2 separate regions of the Homo sapiens genome follow, and region 1 is linked to region 2. A link is a loop called in an ENCODE intact Hi-C map of the cell type or tissue named here. Cell type or tissue: OCI-LY7. All regions are shown on one strand. Links, peaks and the distances in the headings refer to the core of each region. The heading gives the core; the rest is flanking DNA. Region 1 has its middle 12 kb from the start of HEMGN. Region 2 has its middle 20 kb from the start of NANS.

Region 1 (15,992 bases), core at 3,533-11,532, 85 kb after region 2:
AGCCAGGATGGTCTCGCTCTCCTGACCTCGTGATCCGCCCGCCTTGGCCTCCCAAGGTGCTGGAATTACAGGCGTGAGCCACCGTGCCCGGCCTTAATTTTAATTTTATTTATTTTTTGAGACAGGGTTTCACTTCCGTCTTCCTAACTGGAGTGCAGTGGCGTGATCTCCGCTACTGCAACGTCCGCCTCCAGGGCTCAAGCGATCCTCCGGCCTCAACCCCCTGAGCAGCTGGTGTCACAGGCACGGGCCACCATGCTCGGCTTATTTTTTATTTTATTTTTCTTTGGAGAGATGGGGTTTTGCCATGTTGCCCAGGCTGGTCTTGACTCCTGAACTCAAGTGATCCACCCACCTCAGCCTCCCAAAGTGCTGAGATTACAGGCATGTGCCACCACACCCGGCCTTATACAGTATTTTAAAATGTCCACCATACCTTAATGGTTACCAAGAGACTTCCACTAATATGATCTTTTTTCTTTTTTGAGACAGGGTCTCACTTTGTCATCCAGGCTGGAGTGCAATGGTGTGATCACGGCTCACTGCAGCCTCAACCTCCCAGGCTCAAGGGATCCTCCCACCTCAGCCTCCTGAGTAGCTGAGATTAGAGGCCGGCACCACCAGCCCTGGCTTTTTTTTTCTTTTTTTTTTTTTTTTGTAGAGACAGGATCTCATGATATTGCTCAGGTTGAATATTACCTTCTTTAGCCCATTATTTACCCTGAGTGGCAGGCAGGCAAGGCAGGGCTGGAGTTGTTATTTATACATAAAGAAACTAATGTCCAGAGAGGTGAAATGACTGGCCCAAGGTCACATACATTGTAAGCAAAGGATCATAAAGGTGAAGTCCCATTCTTACGGCTATGAAGTAATAATCAGAACTGCAACACATGGGAGTTATTTTTTAAATATTTGCTGGGGTTTCGTGTTAATAGAATGCTTAAAATCAGAAACATTTTCTAGCAAATTGAGTCTATAGAAGGCTTTCAGGCATCTCTTGGGAAGTTTGGCTAAATGAAATTACAGATTTCTTCCAGGCAGGACATTCTATGAAATTTAGTGTTTACTGTGTCCCAGGTTCATGTAACTCCTGAAATGATCAGCTAAGTAATTTCCAAAACAAATAGCTCTCCTGCCCAGCCCAGCATCCCTGTCTGGCTTATCAAAGAGTCTCAAGCTCATTATTTACTTATTCTATCACCTACTTCTCACTCTAGTTTTTCTACTCCTTCACTTCCTACAACATGGCACTCCTATTACTTGATCAATTGTTCATTTCCTCTATCAGAGATAACCATGATTTAAAGCTAGAGGAATAATTTCTATATAAGACTAGAAAGCAGAAATGTCATCATGCATTATTCAGTTCTTAATTTAATTCCCATTAAGGGGGAATTAAATTGACTGGATTAGTGAAGGTTCACTTGATTCATTTCTTCTGAGAGATGACTAAATTCATTTGGGTGCCATATTTGGTAGTGGGTGTGCTAAGGGAGTTTTTGATAGGTCAGTGTAGGTGGATGATTTTCTAGGAAGGACAATCTGCCTTGGTTGGATGGAGAGGTTGTTTAAGCTCTGCCTGACAGGATTCTCCCCAGCCTCCCTGCATAAGAACAAAGTATTGTACATCTACTTGAACTGGGCAAAATCAGAGTTAATAGCAGCTTGATGGAAATAGATACCCCACTTTCTTCTGTTTGCAGTCCAGGTTCTAACCACTGCACCACATACTTTTCAGGGTGACAATTGCTCCTATTAGTTAGTGTTTCTGACACAGACGTGAAATGCAGTCTCCAATTTTAATGATATTCTATTTTTGTTGTCTAATAGGCTGCTATAAAAGTGATATCCTATTTTTGTTTTCATCAGGAAGTCCCAGGCCCTTCAGATAGAACTATGGGTAATTTTTTTTTTTTTTTTTTTTTGAGACGGAGTCTTGCTCTGTCACCCAGGCTGGTGTGCAGTGGCACGATCTTGGCTCACTGCAACCTCTGCCTCCCAGGTTCAAGCGGTTCTCCTGCCTCAGCCTCCTGAGTAGCTAGGATAACAGGGACCCGCCACCATGCCTGGCTAATTTTTTTTTTTTTTTTTTTTTGGATTTTTAGTAGAGACGGGGTTTCACCATATTGGTCAGGCTGGTCTTGAACTCCTGACCTTGTGATCCGCCCGCCTTGGCCTCCCAAAGTGCTGGGATTATAGGCGTGAACCTGGCTTAATTCTTAAGCCAGGCGTGGTGGCTCACACCTGTAATCCCAGCACTTTGGGAGGCCAAGGCGGGCGGATCACCTGAGGTCAGGAGTTCGAGACCAGCCTGGCCAACATGGCAAAACCGTCTCCACTAAAAATACAAAAATTAGCTAGGTGTGATGGCTTGCGCCTGTAATCCCAGCTACTCAGGAGGCTGAGGCGAGAGAATTGCTTGTGCCCAGGAGGTGGAGGTTGCAGTGAGCCAAGAGATCTCGCCACTGCACTTCATCCTGGGTGGCAGAACGAGACTCTGTTTAAAACAAAACAAAATAAAACAAAAAAAAAATACAAAAAACAAGAACTGTGGGTAATTCTTGATGTTCCTAGCAGTCTTTGAGGATGGAGATTCTGTCTGAGTTTGTTTTAATTTTTCTCTTGATCACAAGAACATTCTGATATTTAAACATATGAATAAGATGTACTTCTTGCTGATGGTGGGGGGACCCTCATTACAAAGTTCTAGACCAGACCTTCTTTACTTCCAGTGGTGCATCAGACTTTGCTATGTGACTCCCACACAGGTGTCTACCATGGTTGAGCAAGGCTGGCCTCTTTAGAAAGAGATGAGAGCACTAACAATAAAGGGTAATGATACAGAACATGAAGAAGCACAAAATGTTCTTCATCCTCTTGTTGGCTTTGCCCAGGATACAAGCTGATAAAATCAGATCAGATCAGATCCTGAACGCTGTGTGTTAAAGGTATTCACAGATGCTTAGGAGAATGCCAGGCAAGAAAGACCTGGCAATACATTTCCTGCATGCTAAAGTAACTCCTCCTTTTCCCTCTCCAACCTGGCTAAAAATATAACCTAAGTGTCACTAAATTCTAACAAAATACAAAAAAGCCTAACATTTGTTGAGCAGGTTGTGACAGAATATCAGTTAGCTAAGTGCTAGGTATGCAAACATCCCCAGTGCTAACTTACCCAGAGGAGGACTTGGAGGAAGGGGGAACAGAGGGTGTCAGAGAATTAACAGAGAAAGGCCAACTGCCTCTAAGGGAAAGTGCTGGAGCCAGGGCTCATGACCTAGTTGACAGGTCAGAATGGTGCAATTGCCATTTATGTCCACCTAGTGGCAGCAGTTCTAGCCAGAAGCACCTGTACCTCAATTGGTTCACAGGCCCACTGGCAGCCACCTGGAATGGAACCATTTGGAAGGTTGCATTTGGAAGCAGTGGTCCCTTTTGGGCAGGAACTGATCTAGGTTATCCCAACTCTAAACCCCAAGTCCATGTGATAGAATCTGCTAGAAACAGGGTGCTGAAGTTTCCAAACAAATGCACTTTATCATATTAGGTTCTAGTACATGTTTTATGCCAGGGATCTAAAACTCCAAGGAGTAGAGAAGTTAGCTAAAAGAGGTGAGACTAGTATTCAACTAAGGACCAGTGATAGCTGATACGAATAACAGTGGGTCGGTGGCAGGCCAGGGAGTGAGTTGGGTCTTATGTTCTGTGCCTTCTGAATATAAACCAGCCACTGAAAAGGGCAGTTTTGTTTTAGGATAGATTTGTACATGATCTAGAATTTCTGTGAAAGGAAAATAATTCACTCTATAGGCCAGCATTTCCTAAGAAGTAGTATGCATGCCACTCAGGGCAGCGCAGATAATTTTTGATGAAACGCCTTTTATTTTAATATTTCAGTATTTATTTTAAGATGTCTTTGAAGAACTATATTATACCACAAACCTATGATTTCACAGGTGATATTTTTGGTTTTCCATTTACGATAATGATATGAAATTTTCACTGTATTTGCTTATTTATTTATTTATTTATTTTTGAGAGAGGGTCTTATTCTGCTACCTAGGCTGGAGTACAGTAGTGTGATCATGGCTCACTGCAGCCTTGAACTCCTGGGCTCAAGCAATCTTCCCACCTTAGCCTCCCAAGTAGCTGGGAACACAGGTACACACCATCATGCTTGGCTAATTTAAAAAAAAATTTTTTTTGGTAGAGATGAGGTTTCTCTGTTGCCCCAGCTAAAGTTTAATTTAAAGTACTTTTAGTAAAAATGAGTTTATTTGAAAAAAAAAAAAAAACTAAGTAAATAATAGCATAAAAGCACGTCAATACAAGAACATGGTAAAAATCACAAAGGTAGAGTACAAACAATTGGAAAGTTTGAGAACTTCTTTGTTATCCTGGGGGATGAGGTGGATTGACTTGTAAACAAAGGAGTTTGGAATGTCAGATAGGCGAAGAAAAAAGTAGACTGTCAGAAGATCTGGATTCCAGTTCCAACTGCCACTCAGCCTGTGTGACACTGGCTTCTCTCTGGGTCTCCATTTCCTTATCTACATAATAACTCTTAATGCTCTGCTTAGCTTTATTATTTGGTGGTTCTATTTCACTTTTTATTAATGAGATTATAAACAATCATGATAACAGCCAGCACATACGGTCTGCTTTGTGGCAGGCACTGTGCAGGATGCTTTCCGTAAGTCATCATTCTTATTCTCACAACAGCCTTAAAAGGTAGATATTATTATTATTATTTTGAGACAAGGTCTCGCTCTGTCACCCAGGCTGGAGTGCAGTGGCACGATCTTGGCTCACTGCAATCTCCACCTCCTGAGTTCAACTGATTCTCCCACCTCAACCTCCCAAGTAGCTGGTACTACAGGCATGCACCACCATGCTCAGCTAATTTTTGTATTTTTGGTAGAGACAGGGTTTCACTATGTTGGTCAGGCTGGTCTTGAACTCTTGACCTCAGGTGATCGGCCCACCTCGGCCTCTCAAAGTGCTGGGATTACAGGCGTGAGCCACTGCACCTGGCCAAAAGGTAGGTATTATAATGCCTATTCTACATACGCAGAGAGTTGAGCCTGGAAGATTTTAAGTAACTTGCCCAAGGTCACACACAACTTGATTTGAATGAACTTGGATCTGATTCCAGAGCCTGTGTTTTTTCCCCTAAGCCTTGCTGTATCCTAGTAGTTGATTCCTATTCACCCTTCAAAACTAAGCTCAAGATCATCTCTTCCAGGAGGGCTTCTTTGACCTCCTCTCTCCATCCTGTTTAGACATCTCTCTCCTCAGTGTTCCCTTAATTTTCTAAGTATGTCTTTTGCTGTTGTTGTTGTTATATTTGCCTTTGCGTCCCCAACACCCTGCATAGAATAGGTAGTCAACAAATCATTATGGAAACAGAGGGAGTGTGAAGGAGGGGGAGAAAGGGGAGAAAGGAGAGGGAAAGAATTACAAAAGAAAATATATTGCTACCTTATTTTATTAAATACTAAGGAAGTAGAATTGAGAGATAGGAGAGGAAGGTGGTTAAGCATATGGCCTCTAGATTCAAGCCACCTACCTTTGCTACTTACTAGGAGAGTGTCTTAGAGCACAGATTTAAAGCCTGTGCTTCAGTTGCTTCTTCTATAAAATAGAGGTATCAATAGCACCTACCTTAAAGACTGTTGTAAAGACTAATGAGTTACTATACGTAAAGTGCTTAGAGCAGTGCTTGAGATGTGATAAGCAAGTACTTTAAATATTGGCTATTATTATTTCTGTGAAATAAATAAAAGTGAATGTAACACTATTATATACATATAATGCCTCTTCATTTCCCAACTGATTGACTGATGGCAGGGTCTTTCCAAGGCAGTATGAATAAAGACAATTATACCCATAGGATGAACAATGTAATAGCCTTGTCTTTCCAATCCCATGGTAGCAGCATTAAGCACCCCATCTCTATGCTCAGAACATTTAGAAATATTGATATTAAAATTATCACACTGGGCTGAGTGCAGTGGCTCACACCTGTAATCCCAACATTTTGGAAAACTGAGGCAAGAGGATGGCTTGAGGCCAGGAGTTTGAGACCAGCCTGGGCAACATAGTGAGATGCTATCTCTACAAAAAAATGTTTTAAAAATTAGCTGGGCATGGTGGCATGTGCCTGTAGTCCTAGCTGTTCAGGATGCTGGGGCGGGAGGATCGTTTGAGCCCAGAAGTTAGAGGCTGCAGTGAGCTATGATTGCACCACTGCACTTCAGCCTGTGTGATAGAGCAAGACCTTGTCTCTTAAATAAGTAAATAAAGAAAGAACATTATCACACTGTATTATATTCTAAATCCAGGTTTACTTGCTGTCTACCACCCTCAATTAGGCTGTGAGTTCCTTGAAGGAAAAGACTCTCATTTGATTTCTCTCTCTGTCTCCAATTCTTAGCAAAGGGGTTAGTAAGAAATAAATGCTTAATAAATGTTTGCTGAGTGAATATAATAGAAAAGATGTGTACACATAAGCAATAAAATAAAAAATATTAGAGGTCCATTCCAAGATGGCCTAATAAGAACAGCTCTGGTCTGCAGCTCCCAGTGTGATTGATGCAGAAGATGGGTGATTTCGGCATTTCCAACTGAGGTACCTGGTTCATCTCACTGGGACTGGTTGGACAGTGGGTGCAGCCCACGGAGGGCAAGCCAAAGCAGGGATGGGTGTCGCCTCACCTGGGAAGTGCAAGGGACTAGGGGATTTCCCTTTCCTAGCCAAGGGAAGCCGTGACAGACTGTACCTGAAAAACAGTACACTCCTGCTCAAATACTGCACTTTTCCAACAGTCTTAGCAAACAGCACATCAGGAGATTATATCCTGTGCCTGGCTCGGCAGGTCCCACACCCATGGGGCCTTGCTCACTGCTAGTGCAGCAGTCTGAGATCAACCTGCGAGGCAGCAGCCCGGCATGGGGAGGGGCATCCGCCATTGCTGAGGCTTGAGTAGGTAAATAAAGCATCCAGGAAGCTTGAACTGGGCGGAGCCCACCAGTTCACTGCTGCAAGGCTTGCTGCCTCTATAGACTCCACCTCTGGGGGCAGGGCATAGCTGAACAAAAGGCAGCAGAAACCTCTGTAGACTAAATGTCCCTGTCTGACAGCTCTGAAGAGAGCAGTGGTTCTCCCAGCATGGTGTTTGAGCTCTGAGAATGGACAGACTGCCCCCTCAAGTGGGTTCTTGACCCCTGTGTAGCCTAACTGGGAAAAACCTCCCAGTAGGGGCCGACTGACACCTCATACAGGCGGGTGCCCCTCTGGGACAAAGCTTCCAGAGGAAGGATCAGGCAGCAATATTTGCTGTTCTGCAATATTTGCTGTTCTTCAGCCTCCCTGCTGGTGATACCCAGGCAAATGGTCTGGAGTGGACCTCCAGCAAACTCCAACAGACCTGCAGCTGAGGGACCTGACTGTTAGAAGGAAAACTAACAAACATAAAGGAATAGCATCAACATCAACATAAAGGACATCCACACCAAAACCCCATCTGTAGGTCACCAACATCAAAGACCAAAGGTAGATAAAACCACAAAGATGGGAAGAAACCAGAGCAGAAAAGCTGAAAATTCTAAAAACCAGAGCATCTCTTCTCCTCCAAAGGATCGCAGCTCCTCGCCAGCAACAGAACAAAGCTGGACAGAGAATGACTTTGATGAGTTAACAGAAGTAGGCTTCAGAAGGTCGGTAATAACAAACTTCTCCGAGCTAAAGGAGGATGTTTGAACCCATCTCAAGGAAGCTAAAAACCTTGAAAAAAGATTAGACAAATGGCTAACTAGAATAAACAGTGTAGAGAAGACCTTAAATGACCTGATGGAACTGAAAACCATGGCATGAGAACTACGTGATGCATGCACAAGCTTCAATAGCCAATTTGATCAAGTGGAAGAAAGGGTATCAGTGATTGAAGATCAAATTAATGAAATAAATTGAGAAGTTTAGAGAAAAAAGAGTAAAAATAAATGAACAAAGCCTCCAAGAAATATGGGACTATGTGAAAAGACCAAATCTACGTTTGATCAGCATACCTGAAAGTGACGGGAAGAATGAAACCAAGTTGGAGAATACTCTTCAGGATATTATCCAGGAGGACTTCCCCAACCTAGCAAGGCAGGCCAACATTCAAATTCAGGAAATACAGAGAACACCACAAAGATACTCCCTGAGAAGAGCAACCCCAAGATACATAATTGTCAGATTCACCAAGGTTGAAATGAAGGAAAAAATGTAAGGGCAGCCAGAGAGAAAGGTCGGGTTATCCACAAAGGAAAGTCCATCAGACTAACAGCGGATCTCTCAGCAGAAACTCTACAAGCCAGAAGAGAGTGGGGGCCAATATTCAACATTCTTAAAGAAAAGAATTTTCAACCCAGAATTTCATATCCAGCCAAACTAAGCTTCATAAGTGAAGGAGAAATAAAATCTTTTACAGACAAGCAAATGCTGAGAGATTTTGTCACCACCAGTCCTACCTTACAAGAGCTCCTGAAGGAAGCACTAAACATGGAAAGGAACAACCAGTACCAGCCACTGCAAAAACATGCCAAATTGGAAAGACCATCAATGCTATGAAGAAACTGCATCAATTAACGGGCAAAATAACCAGCTAACATCATAATGACAGGATCAAATTCACACATAACAATATTAACCTTAAATGTAAATGGGCTAAATGCCCCAATTAAAAGACACAGACTGGAAAATTGGATAAAGAGTCAAGACCCATCAGTGTGCTGTATTCAGGATACTCATCGCATGTGCAAAGACACACATAGTCTCAAATTAAAGGGATGGAGGAAGATCTACCAAGCAAATGCAAAAAAAAAAAAAAAAAAAAAAGCAGGGGTTGCAATCCTAGTCTCTGATAAAACAGACTTTAAACCAACAAAGATCAAAAGAGACAAAGAAGGCCACTACATAATGGTAAAGAGATCAATTCAACAAGAAGAGCTAACTATCCTAAATATATATGCATCCAATACAGGAGCACCCAGATTCGTAAAGCAAGTCCTTAGAGACCTACGAAGGGACTTAGACTCCCACACAATAATAATGGGAGACTTTAACACCCCACTGTCAATATTAAACAGATCAACAAGACAGAAGGTTAACAAGGATATCCAGGACTTGAACTCAGCTCTGCACCAAGCAGACCTAATAGACATCTACAGAACTCTCCACCCCAAATCAACAGAATATACATTCTTCTCAGCACCACATCACACTTATTCCAAAATTGACCACATATTTGGAAGTAAAGCACTCCTCAGCAAATGTAAAAGAACAGAAATCACAGCAAACTGTCTCTCAGACCACAGTGCAATCAAATTAGAACTCAGGATTAAGAAACTCACTCAAAACCGCACAACTACGTGGAAACTGAACAACTTGCTCCTGAACGACTATTGGGTAAATAATGAAATGAATGCAGAAATAAAGATGTTCTTTGAAACCAATGAGAACAAAGATACAACATACCAGAATCTCTGGGACACATTTAAAGCAGTGTGTAGAGGGAAATTTATAGCACTAAATGCCCGCAAGAGAAAGCAGGAAAGATCTAAAATGGACACCCTAACATCACAATTAAAAGAACTATAGAAGCAAGAGCAAACAAATTCAAAAGCTAGCAGAAGGCAAGAAATAACTAAGATTAGAGCAGAACTGAAGGAGATAGAGACACACACATACACAAAACCCTTCAAAAAATCAATGAATCCAGGAGCTGTTTTTTTTTAAAAGATCAACAAAATTGACACACCGCTAGCAAGACTAATAAAAGAAAAGAGAGAAGAATCAAATAGATGCAATAAAAAGTGATAAAGGGGATATCACCACTGATCCCACAGAAATACAAACTACCATCAGAGAATACTATAAACATCTCTACACAAATAAACTAGAAAATCTAGAAGAAATTGATGAATTCCTGGACACATACAGCCTCCCAAGACTAAACCAGGAAGAAGTGGAATCTCTGAATAGACCCATAATAGGCTCTGAAATTGAGGCAATAATTAATAGCCTACCAACCAAAAACAGTCCAGAACCAGATGGATTCACAGCCCAGTTATACCAGAGGTACAAATAGGAGCTGGTACCATTCCTTCTGAAACTATTCCAATCAATAGAAAAAGAGGGAATCCACCCTAACTCATTTTATGAGGTCAGCATCATCCTGATACCAAAGCCTTGCAGAGACACAACAAAAAAAGAGAATTTTAGACCAATATCCTTGATGAACATCGATGCAAAAATCCTCAATAAAATACTGGCAAACCAAATCCAGCAGCACATCAAAAAGTTTATCCGCCACGATCAAATCGGCTTCATCCCTGGGATGCAAGGCTGGTTCAACATATGCAAATCAATAAATGTAATCCATCACATAAACAGAACCAATGACAAAAACCACATGACTATCTGAATAGATGCAGAAAAGGCCTTTGACAAAATTCAACAGCCTTCACGCTAAAAACTCTCAATAAGATAGGTATTGATGGGACTTATTTCAAAATAATAAGAGCTATTTATGACAAACCCACAGCCAATATCATACTGAATGGGCAAAAACTGGAAGCATTCCCTTTGAAAACTGGCACAAGACAGGGATGCCCTCTCTCACCACTCCTATTCAACATAGTGTCAGAAGTTCTGGCTAGGGCAATCAGACAAGAGAAAGAAACAAAGGGTATTCAATTAGGAAAAGAGGAAGTCAAATTGTCCCTGTTTGCAGATGACGTAATTGTATATTTAGAAAACCCCATCATCTCAGCCCCAAATCTCCTTAAGCTGATAAGCAACTTCAGCAAAGTCTCAGGATACAAAATCAATGTGTAAAAATCACAAGCATTCCTATACACCAATAACAGACAAACGGAGAGCCAAATCATGAGTGAACTCCCATTCACAATTGCTACAAAGAGAACAAAATACTTAGGAATCCAACTTACAAGGGATGTGAAGGACCTCTTCAAGGAGAACTACAAACCACTGCTCAGCAAAATAAAAGAGGACGCAAACAAATGAAAGAACATTCCATGCTCATGGATAGGAAGAATCAATATTGTGAAAATGGCCATACTGCCCAAGGTAATTTATAGATTCAATGCCATCCCCATCAAGCTACCAATGACTTTCTTCACAGAATTGGAAAAAAACTACTTTAAAGTTCATATGGAACCAAAAAAGAGCCCGCATTGCCAAGACAATCCTAAGCAAAAAGAACAAAGCTGGAGATATCACGCTACCTGACTTCAAACTATACCACAAGGCTACAGTAGCCAAAACAGCATGGTACTGGTACCAAAACAGAGATATAGACCAATGGAACAGAACAGAGGCCTCAGAAATAACACCACACATCTACAACCATCTGATCTTTGACAAACCTGACAAAAACAAGAAATGGGGAAAGGATTCCCTATTTAATAAATGGTGTTGGAAAAACTGGATAGCCATATGTAGAAAGCTGAAACTGGATCCCTTCCTTACATCTTATACAAAAATTAATTCAAGATGGATTAAAGACTTAAATGTTAGATCTGAAACCATAGAAAACCTAGAAGAAAACCTAGGCAATACCATTCAGGAGATAGGCATGGGCAAGGACTTCATAACTAAAACACCAAAAGCAATGGCAACAAAAGCCAAAATAGACAAATGCAATCTAATCAAACTAAAGAGCTTCTGCACAGCACAACTACCATCAGAGTGAACAGGGAACCTACAGAATGGGAGAAAATTTTTGCAGTCTACCCATCTGACAAAGGGCTAATATCCAGAATCTACAAAGAACTTAAACAAATTTTCAAGAAAAAAACAAACAACCCCATCAAAAAGTGGGCAAAGGATATGAACAGACACTTCTCAAAAGAAGACATTTATGCAGCCAACAGACACATGAAAAAATGCTCATCATCACTGGTCATCAGAGAAATGCAAATCAAAACCACAGTGAGATACCATCTCACACCAGTTAGAATGGCGATCATTAAAAAGTCAGGAAACAACAGATGCTAGAGAGGATGTGGAGAAATAGGAATGCTTTTACACTGTTGGTGGGAATGTAAATTAGTTCGATTGTGGAAGACAGTGTGGTGATTCCTCAAGGATCTAGAACTAAAAATACCATTTGACCCAGTGATCCCATTACTGGGTATATACCCAAAGGATTATAAATCATGCAACTATAAAGAAACATGCACACATATGTTTATTGCAGTACTATTCACCATAGCAGAGACTTCGAACCAACTGAAATGTCCATCAATGATAGATTGGATTAAGAAAATGTGGCACATATATGCCATGGAATACTATGCAGCCATAAAAAAGGATGAGTTCACGTCCTTTGCAGGGAAGTGGATGAAGCTGGAAACCATCATTCTGAGCACACTATCACAAGGACAGAAAACCAGACACTGCATGTTCTCACTCATAGGTGGGAATTGAACAATGAGAACACTTGGACACAAGGAGGGGAACATCACACACTGGGGCCTGTCTGGGGGTGGGGGGCAGGGGGAGGGATAGCATTAGGAGAAATACCCAATGTAAATGACGAGTTAATGGGTGAAGCAAACCAACATATCACATGTATACCTATGTAACAAACCTGCACGTTGTGCACATGTACCCTAGAACTTAAAGTATTTATATATATATGTATATATATGTATGGTAAGATGTATATATATATATATATATGTATATATATGTATGGTAAGATGTATATATATATATATATATATATATATATAAAGATGTGCAAAAAAGTTATGTAACATTCACTACAAAAGAGGCTAAAATCAAGCATGGTTATAGCTCAGAAAGGAGAGACCACATCTAGGCAATTAAAGGGAATAGAACAGAATGGTTAAATCCCTAAACTTTACAGTCGGACAGCCTTAGTTTTGAGCCCTAATTCTGCCACTCATGAGTTTATGTGATCTAGGGATATAACCTCTTTAAACCATGGTTTTGTTATCAGTGAAATGGGGATACTATTAGTTGGAAAAATGAAATGAGATACTGCATATAAAGTGTCAGCTACCCATTATGAGTTTGTAGAGTGACTAAAGTCTCATCATATCATTGTCATCGTTGTCATCATCATCATCATCAAAGGCTTTGTGATTAAGGCACTCACTATCTGGATCGGCAGACATATGACAGAAGACTGAACAACCAGAAGTTATGAAGATAGGTACTGTGGGTGTTAGAAAGATTCACGGCAAAACAGGGAAGGCAAGTGGTACTATTTAATGGAAACATTGGGTAGTTCCAGGAAAGTAATGGGAAAGAACATTGGGAAGTTAGACTTAAATGCCAGACTGGGAAATTTAGTCTTTATTCTGCAGGCAATACTGAGGCTTTACAGGATTCTAAACATGGAAGTGACTGGTTCAGAGCCAGCTGTAGCAGGAATATTCTGGATGTTTGTGCAGGATGGACTTGGGAGGGTGAGGGCAGATGAAAGCAGATAGCCACTTAGGGAGCTTTTCCAATGCTTCCAATGAGAAGTTGAGGCCCCTCTCTGGGATGGTGGTATAGGACAGGAAAAGATGGAATGAGCATGTGGGACACTGGGAAGAAAGAACTGGCAGAACTGTATCTAGCTGAATGTGAGAGACAAAGTGAAGAGGCAGAGTCAAAGAGACTTCTGAAGGCTAAGAACTAGATGGCCAGGCATGGTACTACTATTCTAACAGAAATAAAGCACAGGGAGCCTAGTTTTAGGGGGGAACATATATTTGCTTTTAGTTATGCTAAGTTTGAGGTGCAGTGGGACATCCAGCTAATAAGTGATAACCAAGAAACACTTGGAAATGTGATCTTAGAACTCAGACATATTTATTTAGAAGACATCTGCAAAGAGGTAGTAGCTAAAAGTATATAGTTGGATCAACTGTCTTTGGGTAAGAGTATTAACTCAAAAGGATCAGGGACTCTTGGAAAACACCTCCCATACCTAGGGGAGTGAAAGAGAAGCCTGTGAGCAAGGAGGAGGAGAAGGGAGAGAGAGGTGAGAACACCACACCATCAGAGAGGCTCCACACCATCAGAGAGGCCAAAAGTGGAGCAAATTTCATGGAGGATAGGAGTACTCAGAGGAATTATAAGCTGCAGAGAGGTCAAAAAAGAAGAACTGAGAATGGACCACTGGATTTGGCCATTAGGAAATCATTGATGATTTATGAGAGAATGAGTGAAAGAAAAAGCTAGATTACATATGCAAAGCAATGAAATGGTGTAGGGGGAAAAGGAGACACTGAGAATATATTACTAGTTCAAGAAGTTCAGAAATGAAAGGACAGGGATAAGGGGGAGGCTCAAGGTGGGACCAGAATTGCTCTTCCCCAGATAAATGACCACTCATCAGTGTTTATTCAGAGATGTTTGTCTATACTCTAACAGAAGGAGCATTTGTGGGAGGATTCCAGAGGAGGGACTTTGGGACAAACTAGATTGAAAGGCAGGCTACAGCCATTCTAAGTTATAGAACATGTTATCTATATGTGTACAGCAGCATCTGTTTTAGCAGACAGAAGTCATTTATCATGCATCAACAGACTGAGAGAGAGGGGAACAAGAAACTGTCCTTCTCCTTCTCCACTTAGGAAAGCAAAGCTTGATCCAGTCTTTGAAAAGTATTTAAAAGCTTTGAAAAAGTATGTCAGCAAGGAAGGAATGCTAAGAAAAACAAGTGTCCATTGTGTTCCCTTCCATGACTTTTCCACCCAAATGTATTTTAGGAAATTGCCCAGGTGCATCATTAGAACACTCTAATATCACTATCAACACTGTCCGGGTTGATGGGACTTATATCTGCCGTGTTTTTCATTTTATAAAAAGCTCCCATGATCTCTTTTATCCTCACAGAATCCCCATGAGGTATTACCTTTCTCTATTTTACAAGGGAAGAAACTGAGGATCAGAAAGAATTAAGTGATTTTCCCCAAGTTACCCAGCCAGGAAAATGATAGAGCCCTGTACCCCTCATTCTTTTCAGTGTATGCTTTCATATAATATGGTCTTCACAGTATGGCTCTCTGACTATGGCATGACAAACCAAAGTGTACCAGGGCTCTCATCTCTCTGGTTTTGGAGGCGCTATAATTTTTATCAATATAGCCTTAAATGGCGTTAGCTTTGGGGCACTTTTACCCCGTCTTGTTTTTGACTAAACAGTATCCAGTACATGGCCTGAGCTATTTTTTCCTGTGCTCCCTTTTCACCCCCATCTTAAAGGGCCCTAGGGCAGAAGTTTCAGCAATGTGTTTCCTCCCTCCTTCATTTGCCCAGTTCAGTCAGGCCTCTGAAATGTATGACCAAATTCTCAATACTTACACCTGCTCCAGATGGTCAGGAAGCAGGAAAGCAACTCTCTCCCTCAATACCTAGTTTGTTCTAGTAGGAAGAGGGCCAGGCTGGGCTTGGTAGCTCATGCCTGTAATCCTAGCACTTTGGCACGCAAAGGCAGGGGTATTGCTTGAGCCCAGGAATTCAAGACCAGCCTGGGCAATGTGTCAAAACCCTATCTCTACAAAAAAAATACAAAAAATTAGCCAGGCATGGTGGTGTATGCCTGTAGTCCCAGCTACTTGGGAGGCTGAGGTGGGAGGATCACCTGAGCCCAGGGAGGTAGAGGCTGCAGTGAACTGTGATTGTGCCACTGCACTCCAGCCTGGGCAACAGAGTGAGACCCCATCTCAAAAACAAAAAAAAAAAAAAAAAAAAGAAGGAATTAGAGGGAATTGGAGGCTGAAGGCCCAGCTTCTGGTGCGAACTACCAGTCTCACTCTGTGATCTTAGTTATATCACTCAATGCACTGAGCACCAGTTTCTTCATCAGAAAAATGAGGACAATAATAGCTATGTTATAAGTCTGCTTCAAGGATCCAATGAAACACTTGTGAAACACTTGCTAGGTTTAATTTTCTGCTATAGC
Region 2 (15,992 bases), core at 5,085-13,084:
CCGTCATACCCAGCTAATTTTTTGTGTTTTAATAGAGACAGGGTTTCATCATGTTGCACAGGGTGGTCTCAAACTCCTGAGCTCAGGCAATCCACCCGCCTTGGCCTCCCAAAGTGCTGTGATTATAGGTGTGAGCCACCACACTGAGCTCAGAGGCGCATTCTAAAGGGTCTTCTCCATTGCTTTTTCTCCCAAAATTAATCTCAATTTGGCTTGTCTGTGTACATTTAAGTGAGGAACTGAACTGTTGTTTTCATAGGTAAATGACAGACTGAGTTTACTCAGCATCCAAGAGAAAGAGCATTTTGCAGCCAGGCACGGTGGCTCATGCCTGTAATCCCAGCACTTTGGGAAGCCAAGGCGGGCAGATCACGAGGTCAGGAGATCAAGACCATCCTGGCCAACATGGTGAAACCTCATCTCTACTAAAAATACAAAAATTAGCTGGGCATGGTGGCGCGTGCCTGTAATCCCAGCTACTCGGGAGGCTGAACCAGGAGAATAGCTTGAACCAGGGAGTTGGAGGTTGCAGTGAGCCGAGATGGTGCCACTGCACTCCAGCCTGGTGACAGACCAAGACTCTTTCTCAAAAAAAAAAAAAAAAAAAAAAAAGAGAAAGGGCATTTTGCCCTTGCTAGCTGAAAGGCGCCCCTGGGTGACCGGGGGCCACATGGGAGTGTCTGGAGGGTTGACCCTCATGACGTGCAACGGCCCTACAGGGAACCCTCACCAAAATTAGTTTTAAAAAGGCTTGTCCAGGAAGGGCATATGGAAGCTGATGACTCCGCACTTTCAGCCCTCCTGAAGGGGCTTAGACCTGCAGAGTCAGAAACTGAGACGCTAAGAGGGCAGTAACACCTCAGTGGTGACACACTATGGAGTGCTGCCCTCAAGCAGCACACACTTTGACCCACTCCACAAAAGCCCTAGGACACAGCTCAGTTCCTCCTTTTAAGAAAAAAAAAAAAAAAAAAAGGAAACAAATAATCTAAGAAGGCGGAGAAAACAAGAAGAGTAACCCCTTTTGGGGCACTCTTAGTGTTATGGCACCTCTACTTGTTAGAATTTGTGTAAAATGGAAATATTATGGTCTTTGTGCACAAGATGACCACTGCATTAAGGAAAAAGAGCCCAAAGGTCCACAGAATTTCTAAGTTCTCTTTCTCTCTATTTTCTTTTCTGCTTGCTTTAACTCTGCTGTTACTTTTCTACTGAGATAAAAACCACTGTTTAGATCCAAACTTTTTTTTTTTTTGCAAGCCAGTGAATTTGTGTTTATCTCATGGCTAGAGTTCTGAAGTAAAAGCTATAGGATCTCTCTCTGTGTGTGTGTATGTGTGTCTGTGTGTGTGTATTTCCTTTATGATAGATTTCTATAATTTTATGTTTAACTGGCAATTAAATCAGTTTTAACTTCCCTCTAGCACACCAGACTTTTTCCTCTCTGAATTTAGAGATGTAAATTTTGCTATCTGATTTTTCACCTAAGAGTTGTTTGCTTTAACATGCAAATTAGCCAGGCATGGTGGCCCATGCCTGTAATCCCAGCACTTTGGAAGGTTGAGGTGGGCAGATCACCTGAGGTCAGGAGTTCCAGACCAGCCTGGCCAACATGGCAAAACTAAAAATACAAAAATTAGCTGGGCATGGTGGCACATGCCTGTAATCCCAGCTACTCGGGAGGCTGAGGCGGAAGAATCGCTTGAACCCAGGAGGGGGAGGTTGCAGTGAGCCAGTATCGCGCCATTGCACTCCAGCCTGGGCAATAGAGCGAGATTCCATCTAAAAAAAAAAAAAATGCAAATTTAGGGCTAGTCAGCTGACAATTCCCTAGAGTAAAGAAACAGGTTATCAAGAATTTGCAAGTCTAAATAGGGGGAAAAAAAGAGGTCTTATGAGTCTATAAGATGTACTTCTATTGGCATGCCTAATACGTCTATGTATTTATGTGTTGTATACACAATGTTTCACTACTAAAAATGTATGAGTTCTAATTAACTGGCTTAAAGAAAAATAAAAGTGCTTAAATCAAATACTTTATCAAAAAAGAAAGACTAATCAAATGCTTTTTCAAGATTGCATGACTTAAGTAAACTCTTTTTTTTTTTTTTTGAGGTAGAGTCTCGCTCTGTCTCCAGGCTGGAGTGCAGTGGCGTGATCTCGGCTCACTGCAACCTCCATCTCCCAGGTTCAAGTGATTCTTCTGCCTCAGCCTCCTGAGTAGCTGGTACTACAGGTGCGCACCACCATGCTCAGCTAATTTTTGTATTTTTAGTAGAGACGGGGTTTCACCGTGTTGGCCAGGATGGTCTCAATCTCTTCACCTCATGATCTGCCCTCCTCGGCCTCCCAAAGTGCTGGGATTACAGGCTTGAGCCATTGCGCCCAGCCTAAGTAAGCTCTTTAATAAATAAGCTGACTTTAACATTATAGGTAAAATAACATTAGAAATGTTTTAAGAATTGTTAGCATTTTTGTTTGCATTTATTGATCAAGTGGTTTAGTGCTTATTCGATATCACAGTTAATCTAGGAAAACTATTAAATAATCAGGTAAATGTAATGGAATAAATGCTTGAAAAACAAACTTGTCATATAATTTGAGATCTAAGATTAATAATAGATACTAAGTGTCCAGGCAATTTTCCAATTTAAAAATTATAGGAAAACTTTTTTTTTTTTTTTTTTCCAGACAGAGTCTGGCACGTTCGCCTGGGCTGGAGTGCAGTGACACCATCTTGGCTCACTGCAAGCTCCGCCTCCTGGGTTCACGCCATTCTCCTGCCTCAGCCTCCCGAGTAGCTGGGACTAGAGGCTCCTGCCACCACGCCCGGCTAATTTTTTGTATTTTTAGTAGAGACAGGGTTTCACCAGATTAGCCAGGATGGTCTTGATCTCCTGACCTTGTGATCCGCCGCCTCAGCCTCCCAAAGTGCTGGGATTAGAGGCATGAGCCACCGCGCCCGGCCAGGAAAACTTTTTTTTAAAAGATGTCCTTAGGCCAGGCGCGGTGGCTCTTGCCTGTAATCCTAACACTTCGGGAGGCCAAGGCGGGCAGATCACTGAGGTCAGGGGTTCGAGACCAGCCTGACCACCATGGAGAAACCCCGTCTCTACTAAAAATACAAAAAATTAGCTGGGTGTGGTGGCAGACTCCTGTAGTCCCAGCTACTCGGGAGGCTGAGGCAGGAGAATGGCGTGAACCTGGGAGGCGGAACTTGCAGTGAGCCGAGATTGTGCCACTCCACTCCAGCCTGGGCGACAGAACAAGACTCCATCTCAAAAAAAAAAACGAAAACAAAAACAAAAAACAAAAAACAAAATTAGCCTGGCGTGGTGGCACATGCCTGCAATCCCAGCTACTCCAGAGGCTGAGGCAGGAGAATCACTAGAACCCAGAAGGCGGAGGTTACAGTGAGCCAAGATCATGTCATTGCACTCCAGCCTGGGCAAAAAGAGCAAAACTCAGTCTCAAAAAAAAAAAAAGATGTCCTTATTGCTGGGTGAGGTGGCTCATGCCTGTAATCCCAGCACTTTGGGAGGCCGAGGCGGGTGGATTACCTGAGGTCGGAGTTTGAGACCAGCCTGGCCCACATGGTGAAACCCCATCTCTACTAAAAATACAAATCTTTAATAAAAATGAAGAATGGAGAGAGAAAAAATTGGCTTCAAAAACAACTATAGTACACCTGTTGTTAGTTGTTCTTAAGTTTTTTTTTTCCTGCAATTTGGACTAAATCCTAAATTATTTGTGGGTTACAAGTCCCCAAACTAATGCTTTCAAATCTTTACTTTTAATACTGGGAATTTTATTCCTCATCCTAGAGCTCATTATTTACCTAATAGTACACTGTTCCCCTAAATACTATACTAAAACTGTAGATGAGAATACTGGCCAGGCACAGTGGCTCACACCTGTAATCTCAGCACTTTGGGAGACCAAGGTGGGTGGATCACTTGAGGCCAGGAATTTGAGACCAGCCTTGCCAACATGATTAAACCCTGTCTGTACTAAAAATAAAAAAATCACTGGGCACGGTGGCTCACGCCTGTAATCCCAACACTTTGGGAGGCCGAGGCGGGTGGATCAAGAGGTCAGGAGTTCAAGAGCAGCCTGGCCAAGATGGTGAAACCCCCTCTCTACTAAAAATACAAAAATTAGCCGGGCGTGATGTCGGGCACCTGTAATCCTAGCTACCCGGGAGGCTGAGGCAGAGAACTGCTTGAACCTGGGAGGCAGAGGTTGCAATGAGCTGAGATCGCGCCACTGCACTCCAGCCTGGGTGACACAGCGAGACTCCGTCTCAAAAAAAAAAAGAAAAGAAAATACGCAGGTGAAGCTGCCCCCAGGCAGGAAGAAAGGCAATGTGGAAGCTCAGAGCAGAGGTCTTGAGTGGAGAGGGATCTGGGAGCTACTCTGAGTTGGAAAAAGACCGAGGATAGGCCCAACTGCTGCAGGAGAGCGCATGCCGGGGGCTAAGCAGTGCAGAGGAGACAGCAGGTGCAGCTGCCCTGGGAGAAACAAGCAGGAGACAGAGCAGGTGTGTGTCCTGAGGAGGCGAGGCCCACAACATCAAAGGCCCCGAGCAGTCCAGGAGAATGAGGAACGAGAAGACACCAGTGGCCATGGGGATCAGGGGCCACTTGGAGACAGCAGATTTGGTGGCAAAGGGGAGTTGAAGAAATAGAAAAAGTGAAAATAGCCCTTTCTTGAAAAAGCTCAGTTGTCAAAGCAGGTGGAAAATGGACCCTGGGCTGGAGGAATCCAAAGAGTTGAGGGGTTCTGAGGAAGTGCGTGTTTGGAGACCAACAGGAGGCAACCAAAGGAAAGAGAGAGATGCCGGGTACAGTGGCTCATGCCTGTAATCTCAGAACTTTGCGAGGCTGAGGCAGGAGGACCACTTGAGCCCAGGAGTTCAAGAGCAGCCTAGGCAACATAGTGAGACCTGGTCTCTACAAAAACTAAAAAAGTTAGCCAGACATGGTGGCGCGTGCCTGTGGTCCTGTAACCACCCAGGGGTTCACCTTACCCGCTGCTAGACAGTGTCAATTCATGAAGACATGGGAAGTGCAATAGAGAAAGAGTAATTCATGCAGAGCCGGCTGTGCGGGAGGCTGGAGTTTCATTATTACTCAAATCAGTCTCCCTGAGCATTCAGGGAGCAGAGATTTTAAGGATAACTTGCTGGGTGGGGGAAGCCAGTGAGCCGGAGTGCTGATTGTTCAGGGATGAAATCATAGGGAGTCGGAGCTCTCTTCTTGCACAGAGTCAGTTCCTGGGTCGGGGCTGCAAGATCAGCTGAGCCAGTTTATCGATCTGGGTAGGGCCAGCTGATCCATCAAGTGCAGCGTCTGCAAAATATCTCAAGCAGTGACCTTAGGAGCAGTTTAGGGAGGGTCAGAATCTTGTCCCCCTCCAGCTGTGTGACTCTTGAACCATAATTTCTAATCTTATGTCTAATATTAGTCCTACAAAGGCAATCTAGAGCCCAGGCAAGAAGGAGGTCTGCTTTGGGAAAGGGCTGTTACTGTCTTTGTTTAAACTATAAACTAATTTTCTCCCAAAGTTAGTTCAGCCTACGCCCAGGAATGAACAAGGACAGCTTGGAGGTTAGAAGCAAGTTGGAGTCAGTTAAGTTAGAGCTCTTTCACTGTCCCAGTCATAATTTTGCAAAGGCAGTTTCAGTCCCAGCTACACAGCTACCCAAGAGGCTGAGGCAGGAAGATTGCTTGAGCCTCCAGAGGTGGAGGCTGCAGTGAGCCGTGACATGCTACTGCACTCCAGCCTGGGCAATGGAGTGAGAGTCTGTCTCTAAAAGTAAAAATAAGAGGGAGGAAGGTTGAAGCAGGTTCACTTATCATGCATGAAATACGGGTGTGCTACTCTAGAGGGCATGTGTTTAGTGTCTCAGGTTTTTTTTGGTTTTTTTTTTTAGACGTAGTCTCTCTCTGTCGCCAGGCTGGGGTGCAGTGGCGCGACCTCGGCTCACTGCAACCTCTGCCTCCTGGGTTCAAGCGATTCTCCTGCCTCAGCCTCCCCAGTAGCTGGGACTACAGGCACCTGCTACCACACCTGGCTAATTTTTGTATTTTTTAGTAGAGGCGGGGTTTCACTATGCTGGCCAGACTGGTCTCAGACTCCTGACCTCATAATCCGCCTGCCTCGGCCTCCCAAAGTGCTGGGATTACAGGCATGAGCCACCACACCTGGCCGTGTCTCAGGTTTAAATGGCCTTCACATTCTGGGGTGAGGCTGAGCAGCGGACTCTGATCACAGAGAAAATGAAATCCAGCACTAAAGTAACTCAGTCGCTTTTGACTGAAGAAAGCTATTGCAGTTTTGTATAATTTGTGAATAAGTGGAAATTAAAAGGAAAAAAGAGAAATCACATTTAAAAATAGTCATCTCACGAAAGCAAGTTAGGCTCATTTGTGACTAAATAAAAATTTTCAGTAAAGTAACGTAGTACTTTGTCTTACTATAGTAAAGAGGAAAGAATCAATTTTCATTCCACTCTTATTCTTGGATTTAAAGTCAGTTTCTGGTGCTTTTTCTGCTTGGATAATGAATCAATGTTCAATCTGTCCAAATGGCTGAGAACATGTAGGAAGTTCTTTAAAAATAAATTAGGCCGGGCTTGGTAGCTCATGCCTGTAGTCCCAGCACTTTGGGAGGCTTAGGTGGGCAGATAACTTGAGGTCAGGAGTTTGAGACCAGCCTGACCAACATGGTGAAAACCCATCTCTACTAAAAATACAAAACATTAGCTGGACATGGTGGCTCGTGCCTGTAATCCCAGCTACTCAGGAGGCTGAGGCAGGAGAATAGCTTCAACTCAAGAGGTGGAGGTTGCAGTGAGCCGAGATCATGCCACTGTACTACAGCCTGGGTGACACAGAAAGACTCCATCTCAAAAATAAAATACAATAAAATAAAAATAAAAATAAGAGCCGGGTGCACTGGCATGTACCTGTAGCCTTCCAGCTACTTGGGAGGCTGAGGCCATGAGGATTGCTTGAGCCCAGGAGTTAGAGGCCAGCCTGGGCAACATTATGAGATCCCATCTCAAAGAAAAACAAGTAATAACAACATATTAAACCAGACTCTTTCCTGTTGTTAACAGGAGAAGGCAAGGAAGAACTTAGTTTGGAGAAGCTAGAGTACCCAGAGTGCTAGGTCACGGGGTCAAGGTTGAGGATGGGGGTCCAGTTTCCAGATTAGACCCTCTGGAGTTTGAGGCCCCAGTGGCTACCCCAACTGTGCCAAGCTCCTTTTGAAGTTGGCTCCTAGAAAACTTCTTCTAGCCTTTAGGACTCCTGCCTAATTTTTTGCCACTCTGTGCTCCAGCTACACAGAACTATTTTGAGTTCCCTAAAGGATCATGTTCTGTCACCTCCAGGTCTTGGCACAGCCTGTTTCCTGTTCCTGCACACTCCCCACTCCTCCACCCTCCCACACTGAGCCTTGCCTGGCTACTGTCTGCAGGTCCTTCAGTGCACAAGCTGCTTCCTCTCAGAACTTTCTCTGATCTCCCCAGTAACCATCTCTGGGCTCCCACAAGACCCTCTTCTTCACCCACTTTTTTTTGTTTGTTTGTTTGTTTGAGATGGAGTCTTGCTCTGTCGCCCGGACTGGAGTGCAGTGGCACGATCTCAGCTCACTGCAACCTCCACCTCCTGGGTTTGATCAATTCTCCTGCTTCAGCCTCCCAAGTAGCTGGGATTACAGGTGCCTGCCACCACACCCAGCTTATTTTTGTATTTTTAGTAGAGACAGGCTTTCACCATGTTGGCCAGGCTGGTCTCAAACCCCTGACCTCAAGTGATCCTCCTGCCTCAGCCTCCCAAAGTGCTGGGATTACAGGTGTGAGCCACCGTGCCCGGCCCCTTCTTTGCCCACTTCTCACCCTTTATGACATCTGCCTCTTTTGTCTGTCATTCCCTCTAGAGTGTAGGCGCCTTCAGTTAAGGAACCATTTGGAGTACCTTCCCAGCACTGAACCCAGGGCAAAGCCCTAGAGAGACAAGGTGACAAGTCAGGTCAGGCCTCTGCCTGAGGTTGCCTGGAGCCTTGCATTGTCACTGTGTCCTACGGGGCCAGGGGATCAGGGCATGGACTCTCTCCTACTCTATCCCCAGCACCAAGCACAGGACTTTTTGTTTTGTTTTGTTTTTTTGAGACCGAGTTTCACTCTTGTTGCCCAGGCTGGAATGCAATGGTGCGATCTGGGCTCACCGTAAGCTCTGCCTCCCGGGTTCAAGCAATTCTCCTGCCTCAGCCTCCTGAGTAGCTGGGATTACAGGCATGAGCCCCCAATCCCCCTGGCTAATACTGTATTTTCAGTAGAGATGGGGTTTCTCCATGTTGGTTAGGCTGGTTTTGAACTCCTAACCTCAGGTGATCCACCCATCTGAACCTCCCAAAGTGCTGGGATTACAGATGTGAGCCACCTTGCCTAGCATTTTTTTTTTTTTTTTTTTCAGATGGAGTCTCACTCTGTCACCCAGGTTGGAGTGTAGTGGCATGATCTTGGCTCACTGCAACCTCTGCCTCCCAGATTCCTGCGATTCTCCTGCTTCAGCTTCCCAAGTAGTTGGGAGTATAGGCACATGCCACCAGGCCTGGCTAATTTTCGTATTTTTAGTAGAGATGGGTTTTCACCATGTTGGCCAGGCTGGTCTCAAAATCTTGACCTCAGGTGATCTGCCTGCCTCGGCCTCCCAAAGTGCTGGCATTACAAGGACTTCTTTTTTTCTTTTTCTTTTTCTTTTTTTCTGTTTTTTTGAGACAGAGTCTCACTCTGTTGCCCAGGCTGGAATGCAATGGCACGATCTCTGCTCACTGCAACCTCCGCTTCCTGGGTCCAAGCGATTCTCCTGCCTCAGCTGGGATTACAGGCACATGCCACCACGCCTGGCTAATTTTTGTATTTTTAGTAGAGATGGGGTTTCACCATGTTGGTCAGGCTGGTCTCGAATTCCTGACCTCGTAATCCACCCACCTCGGCCTCCCAAAGTGCTGGGATTACAGCCGTGAGCCACCACACCCGGCCTACAAGGACTTCTTAATACCTAGTAGATGCCAATAAATATTTTCTGAATGAGCAAGTGCAGAAGAGAAAATATGACAGCGATGACTGAGGCGTAACTGACTTCATCTGTTCTCAGGCCACATTCTGCCCCTTGGGTGAACCTGACTGTTCCCTGAGTCGTCGCTGAAGTCAGCTTTCTGGCCAGTTCCTCAGAGGAAGAAGTGAAGCATGGAGCCACCCAAGCTGCCCAACCCCAGCTGCTGAGGGCCTGCCTCAGGTCCCATGGCCAAAGAACCTGCTTCTTCCAAGGCTGTCAGTTGTCCCATTTTCGGCACCCTTGCTGATCACACCCTCGCTGGTCACACCACCTACTTTCTGCTTCCCCAACCTTGGTTCTCATCCCTGTAACATAAGCATCATTTTTATGCTGACCCTGAGAGAGCAAACCCCCCATCACACTCTGGAGGGTGTGGGGGGTGAAAGTCAACACCTTCAGTCTCTGGTGGAGGCTTGTGACCTCTGACATCCCTCATTTGCCTCCGTTTTCCAGTGCACCCCACTGCTGCATCCACCAAAGCAGTTTCGAGTGCCTGCTTGCGTGCCTGGTACCACAGCAGGTGCTGGGGATAGAATGCGGAACAAAAGAGGCCTCCACGGTCCTTTTCCTGCAAACTGTAGTTTACAATAAAAGTAAACTATATTCACGTATAACTATATGGTCTTGAATTATGATGAGGGCAGTGAAGAAACTAATTGAGTGCCGCGTGAGAAATGAGGAAAGGGACCTTCTTTAGATGGGTGGCCAAGAGGAGTCTTTCTGATGAGTTGATGTTTTGGCTGAGACCCCCACCCCAAATGTCTTCCAAATGATAATAATCTCTTCCCTCACTGGGTCCCTATGGGGTCCTGGAACACTACAGTGTCCTGAGAAGTGCACAGGGTTTTGGATAATTCAGGCCGGGGTTCACCTCCCAGCTCTGTCCTTTCACGCAGAGGAACTTCTCAACGTCCTCCCCTGTGAAATGGAGACAGCCACCACCAGAGGGCAGTAGTGAGGACTACGTGAGAAGAGGTGTGTAAGGCCCCGTTGGCTCAGACCTGCCGAAACACTCAGGGAGGGGTCTCATTCCTGAGCCCCTGCTCCCATGCCTGTTTCCACCGCCCGCAACCTGCGGGGACCTTCCCACCCTCAGACCTCATCTTGACAGTTTATCCCTGTCACTGGCCTCATCCCTAGTTTGGCTGGTCCTGCCCCTCCCCGTACCCAGTTAGGACAGTTGGTCTGACGTGTCTCCACCTTCTCATCTCACCCTTAACTTCAAAGGGTCCCCAAAGCTTTCACAACTCTCACGCTTCTCCCTCACTGTCATTGGGAATCTCCTCCATTCTAGGGCTTCAAAATTTCCCCAGGTGCAGTGGCAGGAGGATCACCTGAGGTCAGGAGTTCGAGACCAGCCTGGCCAACATGGTGAAACCCCGTCTCTACTAAAAATACAAAAATTAGCTGGGTGTGGTGGTGGGCGCCTGTAGTCTCAGCTACTTGGGAGGCTGAGGCAGGAGAATCGCTTGAACCTGGGCGGTGGATATTGCAGTGAGCCAAGATCGTGCCATTGCACTCCAGCTTGGGCAACAGAGTAAGACCCTGTCTCGAAAAAAAACAAAAACAAAACAAAAAAAATCCGTATCTTCATGGGAGACCTTTCTCACCACACTGCTTCCTCATGGTCATCTCTGAAAACAACCCCAGGAACCAGAGCGCCCCATAGTAACTTGGGCTCCGCCGTGTGATACTGTCCCCGGAAGCTGACCAACCTGATGCAGACATGTGATAGAAGATCATCTCTGGGTCAATAAGCACATGAAAAGATGCTCAACATAGTTAACTATCAGGAAATGCAAACCAAACCCATGGTGAGATACCACTTCGCACTTGCTAGGATATTTAAAATTGGAAAGATAAATAATAACAAGGATGTGGATTTTTTTTTTTTTTTTTGAGACAGGGTCTCACTCTGTCACCCAAGCTGGAATGCAGTGGCACCTGCAGCCTTGAACTCCCAGGCTCAGTGATCCTCCCACCTCAGCCTCCTGAGTAGCTGGGGACCACAAATGTGTGCCACCCTGCCCAGATAATGTTTTTTGGTAGAGATGGGGTTTTGCCATGTTACCCAGGCTAGTCTCAAACTCCTGGGCTCAAGTCATCCTCCCACCTCAGCTTCCCAAAGTGCTGGGATTATAGGCATGAGACATTGTGCCCAGCCTTGATGTTTGGCTATCCTTCCAAAGCTCTATCAACCAGGTTCTCTTCTCTCACGATTCTCTCTGCTAATGATGACTCTGTAGCCCGGAAATCATGAGGAATGGCAAGTCCATAAACTTCTGCCAACTGAGTTGCCCAGAGCTGCCCAGTTTCAACTCTTTTGAGACCCTTCCTTGGATTTTCTGAATCACCCCATAACACCCCAATAAACCCATCATTTTGATTTGTATAGCCACACCCACTTCCCTCCAGCCCCACCCCCTCCCTAACCTCTGCCAACCACTAATATTTTCCATTTCTATAATTGTGTCATTTTAAGAGGGTTTTTAATAAACAGAACCATGCAGTTCTGTAACCTTTGGGGGCTGGCTTTTTTCCCTCAGCATGATTCCCTGGAGATTCATCCTGGTTGTTTTGTGTATGGGTAGTGTGTTCCTTTTTATTTATTTTTTATTTTATTTTAATTTTTTTGAGATGGAGTCTCACTCTGTTGCCTAGGCTGGCATGCAGTGGTGTGATCTCAATCACCACAACTTCTGTCTCCTGGGTTCAAGCGATTCTCCCGCCTCAGCCTCCTGAGTAGCTGAGATTACAGGCATGCACCACCATGCCCGGCTAATTTTTGTATTTTTAGTAGAGATGGGTTTCACCACGTTGGTCAGGCTGGTCTCGAACTCCTGACCTTAAGTGATCCACCCGCCTCAGCCTCCCAAAGTGCTGGGATTACAGGCGTGAGCCACTGTGCCTGGCACATGTTTCATTTTTATAAGAAACTGCCAAACTGTTTTCCAGAGTGGCTGTATGATTTTACATTCTCACCAGACATATATAATTGATCAGTTTCTCTGCATTCTCACTAGCATTTGGTGTTGTCCTTATTTTTCATTTTTTCCATTCTGAGAGGAGTGCAGTGATATCTCATTGTGATTTTAATTTGCATTTCCCAAATGGCTAATAATAATGTTGAACATCTTTTCATGTGCTTATTTGCCTTCTGTATATCCTCTTCAGTGAAATCTCTTCATGTCTTTTGCCCATTTTCTAATTCTATTCTTGTTTTTTTGCTGTTGAGTTTTGAGAGTGCTTCATATTTCTAGTTACTAGTCCTTTTGTCAGGTATGTGGTTTGCAAATATTTTCTCCCAGTCTGTAGCTGTAGCTTGTCTTTTTATCCTCTTTACAAGGTCTTTTGCAGAGCAAAAGCTTTTAATTTTGACAAAGTCCAATATATAAATGTTTCCTTTTATGAATCATGTTTTGGGGGCTAAGTTTAAGAGCTCTTTGTCTCACTCTAGATCCCAAATGTTTTCTCCTGTGCTTCTTTTTTTTTTCTAAATTTTTTATAGAATTGTTTTTAAAATATGAAATGCTTCACAAATTTTTATATCATCCTTACATGGGGCCATGCTAATCTACTCTGTATCATTCCAGTTTTGGTTTATGTGTTGCCAAAGTGAGCAGAAAGTCTTATGGTCTTATGTTTACATTTTAGTCTGAGGTCTTTTTTTTTTTTTGAGACAGGATTTTGCTCTGTCACCCAGGCTGGAATGCAGTGATGCAGTCATAGCTTGCTGCAGCCTCCATCACCCAAGCTCAAGCGATCCTTCCACCACAACCTCTGTAGTAGCTGGGACTGCAAGTGTGCCCCACAATGCTCAACAAATTTTTGTGTTTTTTGTAGAGACAAGGTCTTGCCATGTTGGTCTCAAACTTCTGGCCTCAAGTGATCCTCCCTCCTTGGCCTCCTAAAGTGTTAGGATGACAGGCGTGAGCCACCACGTCTGGCACTGAGGTCCATTTTAAGTTAATTTTTGTACAATATATGAGACTTATGTCAAAGTTTTGTTGTTTGGTTGATTTTGGGGCCTATAGATGTCCAGTTGCTTCAGCACCATTTGTTGAAAAGACTTGTCTCCATTGATTGCTTTTGCACCTTTGTCAAAAATCAGCAGTCAAAAATAGTTGTGTGGCTCTGTTTCCGAGTTCTGTGTTCTGTTCCATTGATCTGTGTGCTATTCCTGGGCCAGAACCACACTGTGACCATATAACAGGTTTTGAACTTAGGTAGACTGATTTTTCTCTAAAATTAGCTAAATTTTAATAAACCATCTAAAATTATTCTAGCTATTCTAGTTCCTTTGCCTTTCCACATAAATTTTAGAAAAGTTTTGTCAATATTTGCAAGAAATAGATTTTGTTGGAATTTTGATAGAAAGTGTGCCAATATGGGAATAATTGACAACTTTATTATGTTTAGTCTTCCAACCCATGAACACAGTTTTACCTCTCAGTTTATTTAGATATTCTTTGATTTCCTTCATCAGCATTTTATAGTTTTCAGCATAGAAATCCTATACATGTTTTGTTAGATTTCCACCCAAATATTCCATGTTTTGAGTGATTATAAATGGTATTTTATTTTTAATTTTGGTTTCCATATGTTCATTAGTATATAGATTCTAGGAATTTTGTATGTGTGTATGTGTGTGTGTATGTGTGTGTGTGTGTGTGTGTGTGTGTGTGTGTGTAGATTCTTTGGGACTTTCTACCACATCGTATCATCTGCAAATACAGACCATTTTATTTTTGCCTTTCTGAAATGTGTGCCTTTTCTTTTCTTTTCTTTCTTGCCTGTTACACTGCCTAGAATGTTCAGTTGTATGTTGAATAAGAGTGGTGAGAGTGGACATCCTTGCCTTGTTCCCAATCTTAGAAAGAAAGCATTCCATTTTTCACCATTAAGTATAGTATTAAATGCAGGGTTTTGTAGATGTTCTTAATCAAATTCAGGAAGTTCCCTCTATTCCTAGTTTTCTGAGGGTTTTTGAGACGCTGAGATTTGTTTCTAATGGAGCTACAAGCTGTAGAGAACTTTATGAAATTGAATACATCCTAGTACAGCCACTTTATATCCAGACTGTTAAGAGTTTTGTGTTAGAGAAACCATCAACCTTATATGAGAAGATTATTCGTGTGTGTTAGAATTTGCATCTTAGAGAAAACCCTCATTTTAGAATTGGGTTGAGAAGAAGAACAAGACATTGGGTTTATTAATTGCAACTTTTGGCACAACGGTTAGAGCATTTATTTGCATCAAGGTTACATTACTGGGAAATTCATCTTACAGTAAAAAAGGTGAATAAAATATTTTTTCATAAGAATTAATGTAGAAGGGGTGGATATATTTCCAGACACCCACAGTCCAAACTTTCTATCTATTGACACAATTCACAAACCAATGGAATGACACAGAATGAATTAAGTGAGAAATAAAAGATCATATGATCATTTTACAGTGTTCTCCCTGGGATTCACGGAAGCATTAGGAAGCTACACTAGGTGCAGGTGCTACCAAAGTTAGCAGTCATTATAGTGTATCCCTGAGAGTCTGAGTCCAGTGAGGTTTGGGGTGGAATGGAAGAACCACCTGCCTCTGCCCCATCTCTACATCCCCTGCTGAGACTTAGAAACAAATACTGCACTCTGAGAATGCTCCAAAAACCTCCACCTTTCTTCTTTTTCCTTTTTTTTTTTTTTTTTTTTTTTTTTTTGTTTGGAGATGGAGTCTCACTCTCTCGATCAGGCTGGAGTGCAGTGGCACAATCTTGGCTCACTGCAGCCTCCACCTCCTGGTTCAAGAGATTCTCATGCCTCAACCTCCCACATAGCTGGGACTACAGGTGCGCACCACCATGCCTAGATAATTTTTGTATTTTTAGTAGAGACAGGGTTTCACCATGTTGGCCAGGCTGGTCCTGAACTCCTGGCCTCAAGTGATCTGCCCGCCTCAGCCTCCAAAAATGCTGGGGTTACAGGCATGAGCCACCATACCCGGCCAAACCTCCAGCTTTCTCAGGAGCTCTTGAGATGGTAAAGAAGGAATGAAGTGGAGATCCTCCCCACTGTGAACTGCAGCATTCAGCAATCCCAAGATAACATGCCTCAACTGTCCTCCAGCCGCAGCTGCTCCCAGTTTACCAACAAGGTGAGTGCAAACAATGACTTATACAGAAATTGATCCCATTTTTTATTTTTTATTTTTTTTAAGAGACAGGGTCTCACTCTGTTGCCCAGTGTACTCCAGGCTGGAGTACAGAGGTGTGATCACAGTTCACTGTAACCTTGATCTCCTGGGTTCAAGGGATCCTTCTGCCTCAGCCACCCAAGAAACTGGACTACAGGTACATGCTACCATGCCCAGCTAATTTTTAAATTTTTTTTGTAGAGATGGGGATCTTACTTTGTGGCCCAGGCTGTTCTCAAACTCCTGGCCTCAAAAAATCCTCCGGCCTTGGCCTCTCAAAGTGCTGGAATTACAGATGTGAGCCACTATGCCCAGCCCTTTTAAAATTGTTTATTTTTATTTTTAGAGATGGGATCTTGCCACATTGCCTAGGCTGGAGTGCAGTGGCTATTCACAGGTGTGATTATAGCACACTGCAGCCTCCAATTCCTGGCCTCAAGCCATCCTCCCACCTCAGCCTCTTGAGTAGCTAAGATTACAGGTGCGCACTATCGCACTTGACCTGATCCATTTAAATAACTGACATTAAGTGGAAAAGGCTTAGTGTATGGAACTCAGATCTGCTGTGTCCCAACCCAGTGCTTGGAACACAGTGGGTATTTAGGGACCTTGAATGAAATAATGAGAATTTTATTAGCCATTCTCAATCAGAAATATGTAGTTCATTTGTAAATTGTG

Evidence for each region. Peaks named below come from ENCODE experiments on the same cell type or tissue, not always from the same donor. Only the 100,000 strongest peaks of a DNase experiment are listed, where the experiment ranks them.
Region 1: it touches region 2 in a loop (7-fold over the local background); 6 of 110 quality-filtered maps call a loop at or near these places.

The regions. Positions count from the first base shown.
Region 1 is chr9:97,942,064-97,958,055 of GRCh38, reverse strand. It overlaps a transcript of HEMGN not described here. Among named protein-coding and RNA genes, the nearest start is that of HEMGN, 12 kb to the right of the region's middle. In OCI-LY7, for the core only: no CTCF peak of the experiment used is centred there; a DNase peak (open chromatin) is centred at 7,025; H3K4me3 peaks cover 488 bases.
Region 2 is chr9:98,028,989-98,044,980 of GRCh38, reverse strand. It overlaps the pseudogene RNU6-918P and a transcript of TRIM14 not described here. Among named protein-coding and RNA genes, the nearest start is that of NANS, 20 kb to the left of the region's middle. RefSeq lists enhancers at 4,590-4,669, 8,807-8,946, 9,027-9,096, 8,275-9,474, 10,067-10,176 and a silencer at 7,392-7,441. In OCI-LY7, for the core only: CTCF peaks have their summits at 5,883, 9,857 and 10,056 (motif pointing right); DNase peaks (open chromatin) are centred at 5,880 and 10,070; H3K4me3 peaks cover 1,622 bases; H3K27ac peaks cover 1,220 bases.